2 separate regions of the Homo sapiens genome follow, and region 2 is linked to region 1. Evidence: chromatin loops called from intact Hi-C (ENCODE). Cell type or tissue: PC-3. All regions are shown on one strand. Links, peaks and the distances in the headings refer to the core of each region. The heading gives the core; the rest is flanking DNA. Region 1 has its middle 12 kb from the start of EXO1. Region 2 overlaps WDR64 (WD repeat domain 64).

What was found. Hi-C counts contacts between places; a loop is a spot of excess contacts. Peaks named below come from ENCODE experiments on the same cell type or tissue, not always from the same donor. Only the 100,000 strongest peaks of a DNase experiment are listed, where the experiment ranks them.
Region 2: it touches region 1 in a loop (2.4-fold over the local background); 4 of 110 quality-filtered maps call a loop at or near these places.

What each region holds. Positions count from the first base shown.
Region 1 is chr1:241,831,538-241,839,882 of GRCh38, reverse strand. It overlaps the pseudogene RPL6P3. Among named protein-coding and RNA genes, the nearest start is that of EXO1, 12 kb to the left of the region's middle. In PC-3, for the core only: CTCF peaks have their summits at 4,722, 4,929 and 5,703; DNase peaks (open chromatin) are centred at 842, 1,782 and 4,922; H3K27ac peaks cover 1,487 bases.
Region 2 is chr1:241,713,342-241,721,686 of GRCh38, reverse strand. All of the region lies in intron 9 of WDR64 (WD repeat domain 64), which reads right to left. All of the region lies in intron 1 of LOC124904603 (a long non-coding RNA gene), which reads left to right. Among named protein-coding and RNA genes, the nearest start is that of WDR64, 65 kb to the right of the region's middle. In PC-3, for the core only: no CTCF peak of the experiment used is centred there; DNase peaks (open chromatin) are centred at 3,566, 4,226 and 4,566; H3K4me3 peaks cover 350 bases; H3K27ac peaks cover 1,920 bases.

The DNA of each region.
Region 1 (8,345 bases), core at 332-8,331:
CATACTCAACCCTGGAAAACAGGGCTGGGGAAGGGGCAGGTAGACTTCAGCACACTGAAACCACATGGCATAAGAATAGCAAAAAGGGGATTTCCCAAAAGAAAACAAAGTGCTTTTACCAGGAGAGGAAGGGCTGAATGCCCAGAAGACCTGTGTCGCCACAAGTACCTGCCTGTGCCAAGGGCTGCCACAGGACTCTTGCTTGATTCTCATTATAACTCTGTGAAGCAGGAGGTATTGTCAGATCCACTTCACTCATCAGGAAACTGAGGCTTGAAGAGCCACAGGCCTATAGGCAGAGCTGAATATTGCCAAATGGTTACAGAGTGCTTACAATGTGCAAGACACCCCCTAAGATCTACAGATACAAGGATGAACGTTGTCCTTTTGCCCGAGGAGCTCAGCTTAGAGGGGAGATAGACCCGAAGCACCAAACAGCTTACTATGAAATAAAAGGGTATCACAACAGAAATGGGAACATAGTACTATGAAAACAATTAAATCTGCTTCGGCAGGAAGGGAGACCCAGTATGGAAGCGGGCATTGGAAAAGGCTTTTTTCACACCCCAAAAACACCTTTCTTACACTTGTGGCAAATTCCAACATCAGAGCACTGGGAAACGGTGATCTTGTTAAACCTTGCAAAGGGCCCGCTTCATGGAAAGTGTTTATTAGACAGTTATAGAGTGAGTGATCACAAGGATGAAGTAGGTCTTACTCGACAAAACTGAATGTCACTGGACGTGATCTTGCTTTACAGGTCCTGGGCCTCCAGCTTTGTGGGCAGTCATGACATCCAAGGGTGCCATTTTGCGCCAGAGTTTTTGCTCCACATTTGCAAACAGAGGGACTCATAGCTCTAAAGTTCCCACTGTCTTTTCCTCTGAACTTTGAGCAACATTCTTCTGCTTTTTTGAGCTGTTTCATTATGAATCATCTCCCTATATTAATAAAAATTTGTTTTCTAAACATTTGTTTCATTTAGCTTTCAAAAAATCTTACCAGGTTGTAATAGAGCTCACTTTTACTCTGCTTTGTGTTCATAAACTAAAAAATATATAATTTTATGAAATATATAGGTTTTCATAAATCTTTGTGTCTCAGTCTATAATAAAGTGATATGTATTTTTAATTTCTATTCTATTGTTTTTTTTTCTTTTTTAAAATGAAACTAGAAGCAAATCTCATTTATTCTACTATTTTTTATGATCAAGTTTTATCACAAGACTAGGATGGGTAGCTGACTTGTTCTCACACTGGTGCCCTCTAGTCTTCCTTGCTGTTCCCTCCCCTACTTTCTGGAATCTCCCTTTTCCATCTAAGAGATGCTCAGTGTTCTTTTATTTTTTTTTTAAGTGAAAAATTCAAAGAGATGGGGTACTGGCTATGTTGACCAGGCTAGTATCGAACTCCTGGCCTCAAGTGATCCTCCCATCTCAGCCTCCCAAAATGCTGGGATTACAGACCTGAGCCACCATGTCTGGCCTCCACTACTGTTTTATGAGTACCTTTATGATGTCCAGTATCCTTGTTGGTAGGACCTTTGTCCACTACTACTGCTGATAAATCCAATTACTCTTCCAAAATGAAAATTTGAGCTCATTAACTATCAAGAGTTGTTTAGGAGATGTATTTCTTTTCTACACACACCACCTACAGCTGGTCTCTCTAGGCTGAGATATTTCTGCTCACTGGAGACCAGATCATCAGCTACAGAGGCTTGGGTCAAGAAATGTCTTAGTCACAGTGAACCCGCTGCATTCCACTGTGTATCTGTCTCCCTTAGGCATAAACTTAGGTTTTCCACGTCAAAATTCCTGTAAGGCAGTGTGAAATTCCGTAAATCCTTTTTGGCAAAAGCATTTCTGGGCTTGCGTAACTCAGATATAAGTCCCTTAATCTCATTGCCATTTTATCTTTATAAGCCAATCTTCAGTAACTCTGCAACTATTATAATGACTTTTTCAAACCTTCAGGTAACCTTCAGGTATGTGTAACTCATACTGGTGAAATGCTGCTATACAGCTTTCTAGAAATGATCAGAACTACTTAGAAATCTTGTTTTGGGTAGAAATTGTAGTTATATATAAAGCACCTTTATTCTTGAAAAGGGCACTGGCTCTATTCATCAAAAAATCCTCAGTTTAGGTGACCTTTTGAGAGTGAACGTGAGCAGAACGCAGACCATCTATGGCTTAGGTTTTCCTGGCACATTGCAGCCCCATTGAAAGATCTCGCTGTAGCAGTGGGAGTCCTCATGGACCACGGGTCCTGCCCACCTTTCTTTTTCTCCTGTGTATTTTTTGAAGGTCTGGCTCCTACTGATGCTAGGAATTACTTTGTCATCCTTAGGTAGTATTTTTGCTTAGACTAAAGGTCATGTCCTTCTTTCTCGAATTACCCACTTACTGCAAATTAAGATGCCTCCATGCCTCCTAAATCAATGTGTATCTTCTAATTATAATAGAAACACATTTTTTTGATAGTGACCACAGGAAAATACAGAAATGTATCAAGAAGAAAACAAAAATCTCCAGTAATCCTACTGTTATATCCAGAAATCACTACTATTAACATCTTCTGTATTTCCTGGCACTGTTTTTAATGCCTGTGTGTGTACGCATATTTAAAAAAACTTGGCTTTATAATAGACATAAATAAAATGTTGCATATTTTCTCATATGTCAGTATTTCCTGAGTGTTTTCCTGTGCAGTACATGTTCTTTGAACATGTCCTATTATATATTCCTTCATTATGAATGACTCATAATGATTTAACACTGCACCTATTATTGGGTGTTCGGCTTGTATTTATCTTTTATTGTTAATGGTAGGCATACTTATATCTTTATTTTCTTATCCAATAATCTACTTAGGATTAATTCCTTGAAGAGGAATTGCAGAGTTAAAAGCTTTGATTGTTTTTATCTTTAATGTTCTTGATATACACTAACAGATCGCCCTCCAGGAAGGTCTTGTCAATTTAAATACCGGCTCTTAGGCCTGCTTCTTTGAAAATTCTCCCAAAAATGAACGATATTTTTACTAATTTTTTTTTTTTTACTATATGATGGGTGAAAATGTTATTTACTCTTCTTTTCCATTTTGTTTCTTTGGATAATAAGAAGTTGAACATTGACTTTCTTGTGTTTTTTTTCTTATTTACATCTATTTTGTATGTTAATTCTTTATATTCTGTTCTTTTTTTTCTATTAGATTCTTAAGGCTTTTCTTTCTTTTCATTTTTGTTAGACCTCAGCTACAGAGGATTGAGTTAAATAATATCCTCTTTTCATGGAAATTATCAGCATCATTCCCTTTTATCCTGATTCCTGATTCCCATTTTCCTCTCCCGCTGCCCCACGACACACAAATGCAAGCTTCCAAGCTTCCTAGTGTGTTCAGTGAATACTCTTTCAGTTATACGAGTTCTTGTTAAGTGTGTGTTATTGTAAACATGCATTTTCAATTTATATAAATCAAATGGTACTGTGTATTACATTTAATTCTTCTTATTTTCATTTAGTGCTCAATAGCCACATGTGGTTAGTGGCTACCATATTGGACTGTGTAGATTTAGAACATATTCATTATTGCAGAAAGTTCCATTGGAGAAAACTATTCTAGATATTAGATGCAGATCAATTTTAGACCTTGAGATGTCTTCTCCTATTCTGTCATGTGTCTGCTAAATTTGCTGATTATTCCTGTATTGTATAGAAATCTCCAAGTTTGATGTAAATACATTTATTGTTTGCCTTATGATTTGTGCTTTGCAAATTTTGTTTAAGAAGTCTTTTCCCACCCTAGATCACCAGTATACTCTGTTATGTTACCTTCCATTAATTTTTATAGTTTCTTCCCTTTTACATTTAGGTTTTTGGTCTGTTGAAGTTCACCTTTGTTATTTGGTGTTAGGTAGAAATCTAGTTTTATTTTTTTCCATACGTGAATAAGTTTCACTAACATTGTCTGTTTTAAAATCTATGTCTTTTCTTCATTGATTAGTGGTGCTATTTTTATTATGTATAAGTTCCCATGAGTGTATGGATCTGTTTCTAAACTCTCTCTTCTGTTTCATTGGTCTAGTTATTTGTTCTTCACAATTCATACTTTTTATTATTGACATTGTTCTATGTCTTAGTATCTGACAGGACACGTCCTGTTTTTATACTCTTCTTTTTAAAGGGTTGACCTATCTATGGACATTTATTCTTCCAGATAAATTTTAGAATAAATTTATTTAGTTTATCTAAAAGAAAACTGGACGTTTGAATGAGATTTAATTGGATTTAGGTGAATTAAGTCTAACTCAAAAAACTTTGACATCTTGGAAAATTAAATCAGCCTGTTTTAAACCATATATTTATATAATCATCTGTGTCCTTTACTGGCATTTAGAAGCTTCCCCCACCCCAGAGATATTGTATATTCTGGTTCAGTTAGTCCCCATATATTTTATTGTTTTATTTCCGTAGATTGTATCTCCTTTTAAATTTTTCTAGTTGATTATTGCTGCTACAGAGAAATGCTATGGCTTTTGTAAGTTGATCTTATAAGTGGAAACCATGCAAAAGCTTATCCATTCTTATAGTTTGTTGATTTGTAAAAACTCTTAATTTATTAAAAGTGTTTTGCTATCTGTAGGTCATATTTATTAGAAGTGTTTTCCAGTTTGTTATTTGACTTAGAATTTTATTTATGATGTATTTTTACACTTCTAAGTTTTAAATTTATCAGGTAGCAAATTCTGTTAATGCTATTTTGTCATTTTTATCAATTAATTTATGCTATTTGTCAAAAGGAAGTGTATTTTCCTTTTTTTCTTCAGTACTAGCAATCTGTTTTATTGTTTCCCCAAAATATAGAGTTCTTCACGGAATGCCAAAGTAGACAGAAAGTGTGTAGCACTTTTGATCCACTAGAGGCCAACACTTGCTTGAAAGAAACTGGCATGCTTTCCTAAATCTCCTATTTTTTTCCTCTCTGAATGGGAAGAAACTGGCTGAAAAAAAGCCTTACAGAAAATAACTAATTTCTATTTAAATTAGATGTCTAGAAATGCTATAGAAAGAAGAATCTGGACAAAAAGAAAAGGCTATTTTCAAAGACAATAAGTTATATAAAGAGGATTCAAAGCAACAAAGCTGTTTTTAGTGGAAAAAAAATGAAAGCAGAAAATCCAAATAAAACAGTTTAAAATGTTTTAAAAATTTAACTTAGAAGAAAGAGAAAACTAAAATAGAAATAAAAAAGGTCCAGCTTCTACTCAAAATACACATTTAGTGTCATTAAATAAGAAGTAGGTGACAAGAGGCTGGGCGCGGTGGCTCACACCTGTAATCCCAACACTTTGGGTGGCCAAGGCAGATGGATCACAAGGTTAAGAGATCGAGACCATCCTGGCCAACATGGTGAAACCCTGTCTCCACTAAAAATACAAACAATTAGCAGGGCGTGGTGGCGGGCGCCTGTAGTCCCAGCTACTCGGGAGGCTGAGGCAGGAGAATCACTTGAACCTGGGAAGTGGAGGTTGCAGTGAGCCGAGATTGTGCCACTGCACTCCAGCCTGGGTGACAGAGCGAGACTCCATAAAAAAACAAACAAACAAACAAAAAGTAGGTGACAAGAAACAGCAGACAATAGTGGCTTTTTCTCCCTTTTCCTCTTTGCTCTGAAAAACCAGGAGATGGGGCTAACCTGCCTCCCATTCTGTAGGGTTCCTGCACAGATAACTGGGTGAAAAACAATTCCCAAACTGAAAAAAATCCATTGTTTTAATTCCAGTGAGGTGATCTGTAGGAAATAACCACGCTGGCTTACAAGCAGACATTGAAAGGTGGTTCTTCTCTGAGGCTTATTCTTAAAATCATGTTTATCACTCAAAAGCAGACATATCTACAGAGGGAGGGATGAAGAGGAGGGAAAGAAGGAAGGAGGGAAGGAGGAAGGGTGGGCCAATACCAAGACTGCAATTCTCTTATCTATGAAAACATAAAGAATTGCGAAAAACGGTTCTTTACATATAGACAGAGGTGCTTATAATTTAGAGCTGGAAAAAAATGATCAAGATTAAATGACAGCCCACATGCAAAACACTATAAAAAGCAAGGTACTATTATTATTATTACAAAGGTGCATCTGCCAGCGGGGATCTTGGCTTCTGGGTGCCCTTTCATAAGTAGGGCAGCTACGTCATATCATATATGAAAGCCTATGCTATACAAAGAAGTTATTTTTACATCAATCGAAATAAATGCATAAAAGATTTACGTTTGCATTGAAGACAAGGTAAAATTTTTAAAAATCAATGGGAACGCATCTTAGACATGCCAAGTTATATTATAAAGAACTTCCAAATGAATATGTTTTCTGCTGGCTTTTGATTTAATACCTATAAAAACTGAGTACATACAGTAGGAAGGGCACATTTACAAGGATGGACTGAAAAATACCATATGTTATTTCACAAAGTTTCGTTAACTTTTAATGAATTAAATTTATTTTCATTTATAAGAAGTATGTGCACAAGATAGAAAATGCACACACAGCTAAGGGGTTTCATTGGAAAGCACTCTGCTCTCCTAAACCCATTCCCATTCCCTCATCTACCAGTGTCACCATCCACAGTTAATTGTCATTGCCACTTTCTTACCATCGGTATGTCTGAATTTTTTTTTTTTTTTACAGAAATGCTAGTATGCCATACAAATTGTTCCACATCTTGCCTTAAAATGCCACACCATCACCAATAACCACTTAACATAATATGGTTTGCTCTTCATCTCAGGTCAGTTAGGTCAGAAGGAGGTATGCTTTATTCTAAGTTACACAGTATTCCACCAGATGAATGTATCATCGTTGATTTGTCTAGTCTCCTACTGAAAGACATTTAGATTATTTTCAGCCCTTGGCTATAAAAAACAATAATCCAGTGATTTTCTGTGTACTTCTATTTTCTTTGTGGAAATATGATTTAGGAATGGAAACCTAGAAGAGAAATTGATGGGTCAAAGGTATGAGTGTTTTTTTGTTTGTTTGCCTGTTTTTGTTTGTTTTTTTGTAGTCAGCTATTTAATTAGGTTCTTAAGGCATTTAGAATGCCAATTTGTGAGGATAAATTCCATTTGTCCGGGCAAACACAGATGGCAGGTAGACCTGATGCTGAGGAATAGCTTTGGTTTTTCGTAAAATGTGTGAGTCCACAGCTTTCTGATCAATCTTGCACTGCTCTGTAATCTTGTATTTCTCTTTTTCTGTGTTGAAGATCTCACCTTCCTGGTCTGAACTTCCACAGCTTCTTCTTGAAGTAAGCATCACTAAGATGTTCTGGGATTTTTACATTGCTGATATCAATTTTGGTTGAAGTCGCAATGACAAATTTCTGGTATTTTCTTCATAGAGGAACTCGATTGAGGGCCAGAGGTCCAGTCACAAGTAATAAGCCACTAGCCAGCTGCTTCAGGAAAACCACCCTCTTGCCCCTGTGGCCTCCAGTGAGGAGGATCAGAATGGTCCCCGGGGTAATGCTGGCTCGCAGTTTTCTCACGTGCTGACTGAAGGGTTTGTTGCCATGGCTCAGCAGCTTTCCAGGCACATCTTCAGTAGGATAATATCTAGGCATTTTGCGAAGTTTAACCACCCGGGTACCACCGTTCTTGTCACCACCAACTGGTTTTGTAACAGTTGCAAAAACCTTCTCCTTCTTTTTCTTTTCAACCTTGGATTTAGCGGCTGAGTACTTCCTCTTATACGTGGCCTTTCTGGAATACACGGCAGGTCAGGAATACCTGCCAATTCCTCTGACAAGGACAGGATTGCACTGCAATGGGGCTTCCCCTTCTTGGGCTTTTTAGTCTTGAGGTGACCCTTTTTCACCACCAGCATCAGCCTTCTTGGCTTTGGGTTTCTTCTCTTTGGTATCTGGCTTCTCAATTGTTTCACCTGCTGTCTTGTAAGATGGGAAAGAGAGTTTGTGTGTGTGTGTGTGTGTGTGTGTGTGTGTGTGTGTCTGGCTTCTCAATTGTTTCATCTGCTGTCTTGTAAGATGGGAAAGAGAGGGGTGTGTGTGTGTGTGATGGAGTTTTGCTCTTGTTGCCCAGGCTGGAGTGCAATGACATGATCTCGGCTCACTGCAACCTCTGCCTCCAACCGATTCTCCTGCCTCAGCCTCCTGAGTAGCTGGGATTACAGGCGCCCACAACTATGCCCAGCTAATTTTTGTATTTTCAGTAGAGACGGGGTTTCACCATCTTGGCCAGGCTGGTCTCAAACTCCTGACCTCAGGTAATCTGCCCGCCTCGGCCTCCCAAAGTGCTGGGATTACAGGCATGAGCCACCACGCC
Region 2 (8,345 bases), core at 101-8,100, 120 kb after region 1:
AACTGAGTCATAAAAACATCAAAGAACTTCAAACTGGGATCCTAGAAGTTGCATAATCCAACTTTCTTATCTCACAAAAGAAAGAAACTAACTCCCAAAGATTAAGTAATTTTAATTGAATGATTTAATTTAATTATTTAAATGTGATTTGTACATCTGAGAAAATGGAATTGAGTTAGTAATACAACAAAGCATGCCTAAGCACCTTACATATTACCAAGGACCTTTAGGCTACTAGACAAAAAGGCTGTATAAAGGCGTTATAACCTAAGTTATAATTTATGTATAACCTAAATTATTAACAGTCATAATTTACATATAAAAAGCCTAAAATTCAAAATAGTCATTTTACATTCTTCACAGAATTAGAAGAAACTATTTTAAAATTTAAGTGGAACCAAAAAAGAGCCTGAACAGCAAAGACAGTCCTAAGCAAAAAGAACGAAGCTGACGGCATCACACTATCCCACTTCAAACTATACTACAAAGCTCCTGTGACCAAAACAGCATGGTACTGGTACGAAAAGAGACACATAGACCAATGGAACATAATAGAGATCTCAGAAATAAAACCACACATCTACAACCAGCTGATTGTCAACAAACCTGACCAAAACAAGCAATGGGGAAAGGATTCCCTATTTAATAAATGGTGCTGGGAGAACTGGCTAGCCACATGCAGAAAACTGAAATTGGTCTCTTTTCTTACACCTTATACAAAAATTAACTCAAGATGGTTTAAAGACTTGAATGTAAACCCCAAAACCATAAAAGACCTAGAAGAAAATCTAGGCAATACCATTCAGGACATAGGCATGGGCAAAGACTTCATGACAAAAACACCAAAGGCAATGGCAACAAAAGCAAAAATTGACAAATGGGATCTAATTAAGGAGCTTCTGCACAGCAAAAGAAACTATCATCAGAGTGGACAGACAACCTACAGAATGGGAGAAAATTTTTGCAATCTATCCATCTGACTAACATCTAATATCCAGAGTCTATAGGAACTTAAACAAATTTACTAGAACAAAAACTACCCCATTAAAAAGTGAACAAAAGACATGAACAGATACTCCTGAAAAGAAGACATTTATGCGGCCAAAAAACATATTAAAAAAACTCAACATCGTTGGTCATTGGAGAAATGCAAATCAAAACCACAATGAGATACCATCTCATGCCAGTGAGAATGGTGATTATTAAAAAGTCCAGAAACAAGAGATGCTGGCAAAGTTGCGGAGAAAAAGAAATGCTTTTACAGTGTTGGTGGGAGTGTAAATTAGTTCAACCACTGTGGAAGGCAGTGTAGCGATTCCTCAAATATCTAGGGACAGAAATACCATTTGACCCAGCAATCCCATTACTGGGTATATACCCAAAGGAATACAAATCATTCTATTATAAAGATACATGGCTGCGTATCTTAATTGCAACACTATTCACAATAGCAAAGACATGGAATCAACCCAAACACCCATCGATGATAGATGGGATAAAGAAAATATGGTACATATACACCATGAAATACTGTGCAGCCATAAAAAGGAACAAGATCATGTCCTTTGCAAGGATGTGGATGGAGCTGGAAGCCGTTATCCTCAGCAAACTAACACAGGAACAGAAAACCAAACACTGTATGTTCTCACTTATAAGTGGGAGCTGAACCTTGAGAATGGACACATGGACTCACGGTGGGGAACAACTCACATTCACTGGGTGGTGAGGAAGAGAGAGGATCAGGAAGAATAGCTAATGGATGCTGGACTTAATATCCAGGTGATAGGTTGATCTGTACAGCAAACCACCATGGCACATGTTTACCTATGTAACAAACCTGCACATCCTTCACATGTACCCTGGAACTTAAAATAAATTTGAAGGAAAAAAAGAAAATAAATAAATTTTTAAAACCCAAAATAGTAATTCTAGTTAATCTGATATTATATATTGGGCCACCCATTAGGATGTATTTCCTGATGTATATTGGATTTTTATTTTGATAGATTATCCACACTGAAAGGGCATGTCAGGTATGGAGGGATAATTAGGTGACTTGTTAGTTGGGTATTTATAAACCAGGCAAATTTGATAGATGCTTCCATAATTCTATGATTATTTTATTGGGCCTCATGAAAAAGCATAGTATTTTTCTCTACCTTTTTTCTCTTCTTCGAGTATCCCAATCCATCCATCAAGTCTCAGCATAGCTTTTCCTCCAGTAATATTCCAGAATACTTCCATATTCTTCAAACCTGAGTGCCCTACCTATGTGCCTCCTTCATCCCCATCATCCTTCATAGTTAATTATTTGTCTGGACCACTATTAGACTCCAGGTGCCTTGAGGACAGGACTTGTTGTTGTTTACTGTCACATATAATCTATAGTAAGAATTCAAAAGATATTTTTTGAACCACTTCAATAACTTCATTGTTGGGATGATGAATCACAGCTCAGAGGTTTAACTATCAAGTCCCCAAAGAGGGGAAAAACATGTATTCAAACAAAAAAATGGATCTTCATTGAATGTTCATCTAATTTTTTTGGAAGGTCATTTGTTCATTTCAGAGGCTCTCACTTCTTGGAGTGTTATTAAAGGCAGGCTGAAAAAAACTCATTGCATAGCTGATGGTTTCCATTTCTTAAGAATTGCAATTGAGTGAATTCATTCCCTCCCAAATTTATATATTGAAGCCCTAGCCCCAACACGATGGTGTTTGGAAATGGGGGGCCTTTGGGAGATAATTAGGTTCCAATGAGGTAATGAAGGCGGGCCCTCATGATGGGATTAATGTCCTTATTAGAAGAGACACCAGCTCCTGCTGCCCCAACCCACCCTCTCTCCCCTCTCTCTCCCTGCCATTTGAGAACATGGAGAGAAGGCAGATGTCTACAAGCCAGGAAGAGAGCTCTCGCCAGAAACTGACAATGCTGGCACCTTGATCCTGCACTTCTAGCCTCCAGAAAATTTCTGTTGCTTAAACCTTTCTGCTTATGGTATTTTGTTAAGGCAGCTCAAGTTGGCTAAAACATCAAACAAGATATTGGAGGGGTTGTGGTTAATGAGGAAATGGAATATTTTCTTAAATTTCAAACTTTCATGCTGCCCTTATTAACAGCAAGAGAGAAAAATCTCTTGAGAAGCTAACTGTGCACTTAGAAATTTTTTTAAATCTATGCTCCCCCTTCTCTTCTGATACCTTTGTGCCCTTAGTATTTTGCAAGATGTGAAGGATACAAAGAAATTCTAGATATTGTTCCTGCCCAAGGTCTACTTTTTCAGAAGACCCAGGTTTACACCCTTTTAGACTTAGTTTGGTTATTACTCTCCGCAGCGCCTTCCCTAATCACCTTCCTCTGCCCTAAACGGAGTTCAGACTCCTTCTTCTGTGTTTTTACTGTGCTTTCTTCAGCTTTCTTTTACAGCACTCATAATTGTCTGTTTACCTATCTGTTTACCCATTATCTGGTGAGCCTAGTAGTTCTCATTGATAGCAGTGTTTGGCAAGTAGTAAGTGCTTAATACATGTTTGCTAAGTAAATGAGTTGGCTTGTAGAGTCACTCATGAAGTGGTTAAGGACACGTATTTTGAGCGAATCATATTTGATTTGAAACCTGGCTCTACCCCTTAACTAGCTTTATGACTTTGAGTAAGTTGCTTTGCCTCTCTGCATCTGAGTTTTCTTACCTATAAAATGAGGATAAATGGAAGTTAACATCATAGTTTTATTGTGAAGATTGAGTGGAGTTGTAAATGTGTAACTGAACAGTTTCTGGACCGTAAACTAACAATTACTATTACTATTATTCTAAGTTCCTACAATGCATTTAGATTATATTTAGGGGAGAGGAACTGATACACAGATATATGAAATATGATCCCTGCTCTTGAGAGTTCACAATCTAGTAGTAGCAATAAGGTAAGGAGATATAGAGGGTAAACAACTATTTGTAAAGAGTATGTCAAATCTGAAGATAGGTCTTTATACTATAAATATTATGGCTCATAAAGAGTTAATTCCCTGTTTTTTTGTTGCTTTCTATTTTTTCTTTCTTTTTTTTTTCTTTTCTGCGTGTGTGAAGCCAGAATTTAGATAAAAGTCACATATCAAAGAGAGGATTTTCTTTCCTTTAGCAGATTCTTCTCTCAGTTGGGTGAGTCACTTCATCTAAGTGCATCACTCTTGATGAGATGAGCGGGCTTAGTTCACACAAAAAAGCAGGAGAGAGATAGCATCTAGTAAACCAGATTTCTGTGGTCCAGGAAGAACACAGGGCTGAGTGGGTGCAAAGAGAACTGATTCAGTCTCAGCTCTGCCAGCTAACTAGTTGTGCGACTTGTCTGGGGTCTCGATTTCCTCATGTAAAATTATAATCTTCAAGGCTCCATCCAGCTCTAAAATTTCATGATTATGTGCTCCGGAGGGAGACATCACTACAGTGAAAGCAGAGGGCAATCTGGAATTTTCATAGGTAGTAAGAAACTCACCAGATATTCAGTTACATGATTCAAACTGACTAATTCCAATAATGCAGTATCTTGACTGCATTTGCTTTTCATTGGGAATTGTCAAGATGTGTCATGCTATTCAGACATGTTCAGAACCTAAGCCTTGCACCCATAGGTGATCTTACATCATGTTGGTGGGACATCCCCTGAAATGGGCATTATCATTCCTGGATGATGAGGCTGGCAATAGGCTATATCCCCAGAAGAAAATCTATGACTTGTATATCACACGAAGAAGAATGCAATAGAGATCTGCCACCTGAGAAATATCTAGGCCTCTTAAACTAATGGCTTTGTCCGTTATTCGTTGTGAAGAAAATCCAATCTTTTGGAGGTTCCCTATTGCCTACTCCACAGATGTCCTCCAGCTCTGCTTGCTTTCGTTGCTTGGAATGGAATCATATGTGGTGGCTTTGTGGAGGCAGAATTAGCAGAAAGGGACAGATGCGAAGCTCTCAAAGCCTATACTATTTCATCTGTATTATTATCACCATCGCCATCATCATCATCATCATCATCATCATATGTTGATTCATGCTATACTTTGTAGTTACCTATAAACTTGTCTTACACTATTAGGCTTTAAATGTTCGCAGGTTAGGAATACAACCTGACCTTTATAAGGTTAATAGCCTAGTCTATAGCAATTGTGCAGAAAATATTTGTTGAACAAAACATGAAAAAAATGCATGCAGAGCCCCCAAAATATCTTTTTGGGAGGTAATTGTGTTCCTACTCTGAATCTTCCATACTAAGAACTTAATTCCTAAAAGGCTAGTGCAAACACTGTTCAGCAAAAATATTCTTGATGGTCACCAAAATAATGCTCAGGAAATTTTTAGGTTTTCTTGGTAAACACTCTGTCCTGGTTTGGCTTTTTTTTTTTTCCTGCAAAAGCTTGTGCTTTTTTGAAGCTCATCAAATGTCCCTGCACATTTAACACATTCAGCTATGCCTAGCAAAGCTGCTTTTATTGTATATTTTGAGTCGTCAGCGGGTACATACCGTACATTTAGCAATGGTGCTTGGCTGAGTCACTAATCAACAAGAGTACTCTCCTGAGAAAAATGTGTTTTCAGTTACTGGGAATTTGCATTTTCTACTAATAGAGGCTCCATAACTGTGACAATTCAATAAATTATGCATGATGAAAAGTATTAGTTGCTTGTCGGTCATACTACTAAGTGTTTTCTTCCCTTGGTGAGAGAGCTAGAAAACCTATAATAAACACGTTTTCAAGCTGTAGATGAGGGTCTTATAATATAATGAACACTGAGGTTAATGAGAGTCAAATGACTTAATCCAAAAACACTGAAGTGGTTTAAGTCCTAAAACTTTACCAAACACATTTTTCCCCCAGAAATGATTAAAATACTAAGATTACAAAGCCTATAAAAACTGGTCAGTTCTTAACATTTTGTATTCTTTTGTGTGTGAGGGCAAAGAGCTGTGAAGAGGAGTTGGTTAAGATTAATGTGACAGCATAATGTGACAATCAGATTTTAGAATCAAATTTCACATTAGCCATATATTTACGTACTGCTTTTTCAAAGGGTTTCATGTGCAGGGTTTGCATTGAAAGAGGAAGAGGGCTAATATTTTTGCCTAACTAAAGACATGCAACGGCGACAGGAGGATTCATTGCAGTTTGATTCTCAAACATGTTTGCTGCTTTATCTCTCACACCAAGGGGCTCTCCCTCCCTCATCTCTTGCATCCTCCTTCTGATGTGTGATCCAAACCAAAAACTGTGCCCATTTCCGTTGGAAGTAATAAGCCAAGACAGTCATTAACTCAGGAAGGAGCAATGGGGATCAAGCAGTTGGGATATAAGTAACCCACGTCTTTTTCTGAAAGTATCCCACTTCTTTTTCTGATTCTAGCATTTGTTTCTTGATGTCTTCTAGACTTCAGTATGGAGATCTTTAAATAACTGTAATTAGTTTGGTTGAGAGACTTGGATTCCTGTTTTTCTTAGAATCATCACTACCAAGTATCAAGAAACTTGCTCCCTACCCAAGCCATGACTCCCACACACTTCTTTACAGACTTCTTATCCATATGCCTTCCTTTCTTTTCTTCATGTCCTCACTTGAGTCTTAGAGGTTTGTGGACAATTAATGTTTTGGTATTTCTGAGTGCACAAAGCTGTAATTATATATTGAGTAGCATCTAATTGGCAAACTGGGTTCCAAATTTTCCAAAGGACATTTTTAGTTTATCTCCCTGTGAACAGGCAGTTCTTTAAAAAATAGAATCACAGTATTTTAGGCTCAGAGGGATCTTGAAATGTATTTAGTCCCACTTCCTCATTTTCACCAGATAAGGAAAATGAGCAAAAGGGAGCAATTAAGTGATTGCTGAAAAATCAGAGTTGGTGATTGGCCAGGCGATGGCTAAACCCAGCTATTCTAACTTCTAGTGCATTGTTTTTATTTGTTGTGCTTGCCAATAGGCTACTATATTATCTTTGTAATACTGTTGGAACCATAAGCTAATTTCAGTTTAGTGTTATAGAAGGCCCAGAGCTGAGCATAGATTTAAATATAAATTTTGAATGCACAGTGTACTTGAAAAAAAAATTAACTTTATGCCCTTAGGGGAGATTCCCCAGCCATGAAATAGGAGCTCAGCTGTCTTTATATTTAGCAATATAGGCACTTCAGGGATTAGGCAGGACACTTTAGATAGGAAACCAAACCGCCTGCTGTGTATGTTTGAGAGTGAGAAATTTGAAAAAATCTTATGATAGACAGAGCCAATAGCACTTACTCATTAAACATCATGGCTCCTTTAATAGATATTTTTGCTGTAAACTCTTTTGCCAATGATGTATTTATTGATTTTTTTCTTGATGACAGAGTTTTCTTCTTTTTTAAAAAAATATTTATTGTTTCTTCCCTTTTTAAAGTTTGGGTTTGCAATGTAGGCCACTTTCTTGATGTTTGTTTGTGTTTCTGTTTTGCTCATTTAAGTCTTGCAAGCCTACATGCCTTCTGTCTTTTACAAGGCCACCCTGGCCTCCTTGAGGAACCTCTGGGAGCTCATCTTCTCCCAGATCCAGGTAGCCTAGGGAGCCCTGACATCATTCATCTCCAACCAGATCTTTTCCTGTCACCAAAAGGAATCTTCTCTTGAATGTCCAATCAACACTTGACATTTAAGTTCACAATTGAGCTTTCTTTTGTTCTTCTTCCCCAGGTAAGCACCCACTTCCTAATTTCTGTACAACTATCAACACAATTGCTACTCTTTCATTTCTCCCACCATACAAACGTGGAGCTGGTTGATTTCTCTTACTAATCCCCAAAAGCATTGCATCTCCAAGTCTTATGAATAATTAATTTCCCATGTCTTTGAGGTCGAGTCTTTCTTTTTTTAAATAATAGCACCTACAGTAATTCAGACCCTCTCCATCTGACTCATGTCTTCTCTAACAGTCTCCTAACTAGAATCGCAAATTTCATTTTATCCCAACAAAACCTCCACCTTTGCCAAAGTGATTTTGCCAATGTGTTTAAACAGAGAGGATTAATATTTATTGAGAACCTATTATGCACCAAGCATAAATTATCTCAATCAATCTCAAACACCATCCTATGAAGTAGGCATCCTTCCTCCCTCCCTCCCTCCCTCCCTTCCTTGCTTTTTCTCTTTCTTTCTTTCTTTTTTCTTTCCGTTCCTTCTTTCTTTCCCTTCCTTTCTTTCCTTCCTTCCTTTCCTTCCTTTCTTTCCTTCCCTTCCTTCCTTCCCTTCCTTCCCTTCCTCCCTCCCTCCCTTCCTTCCTTCCTTTCCTTCCCTTCCTCCCTCCCTCTGTCCCTCCCTCCCTCCCT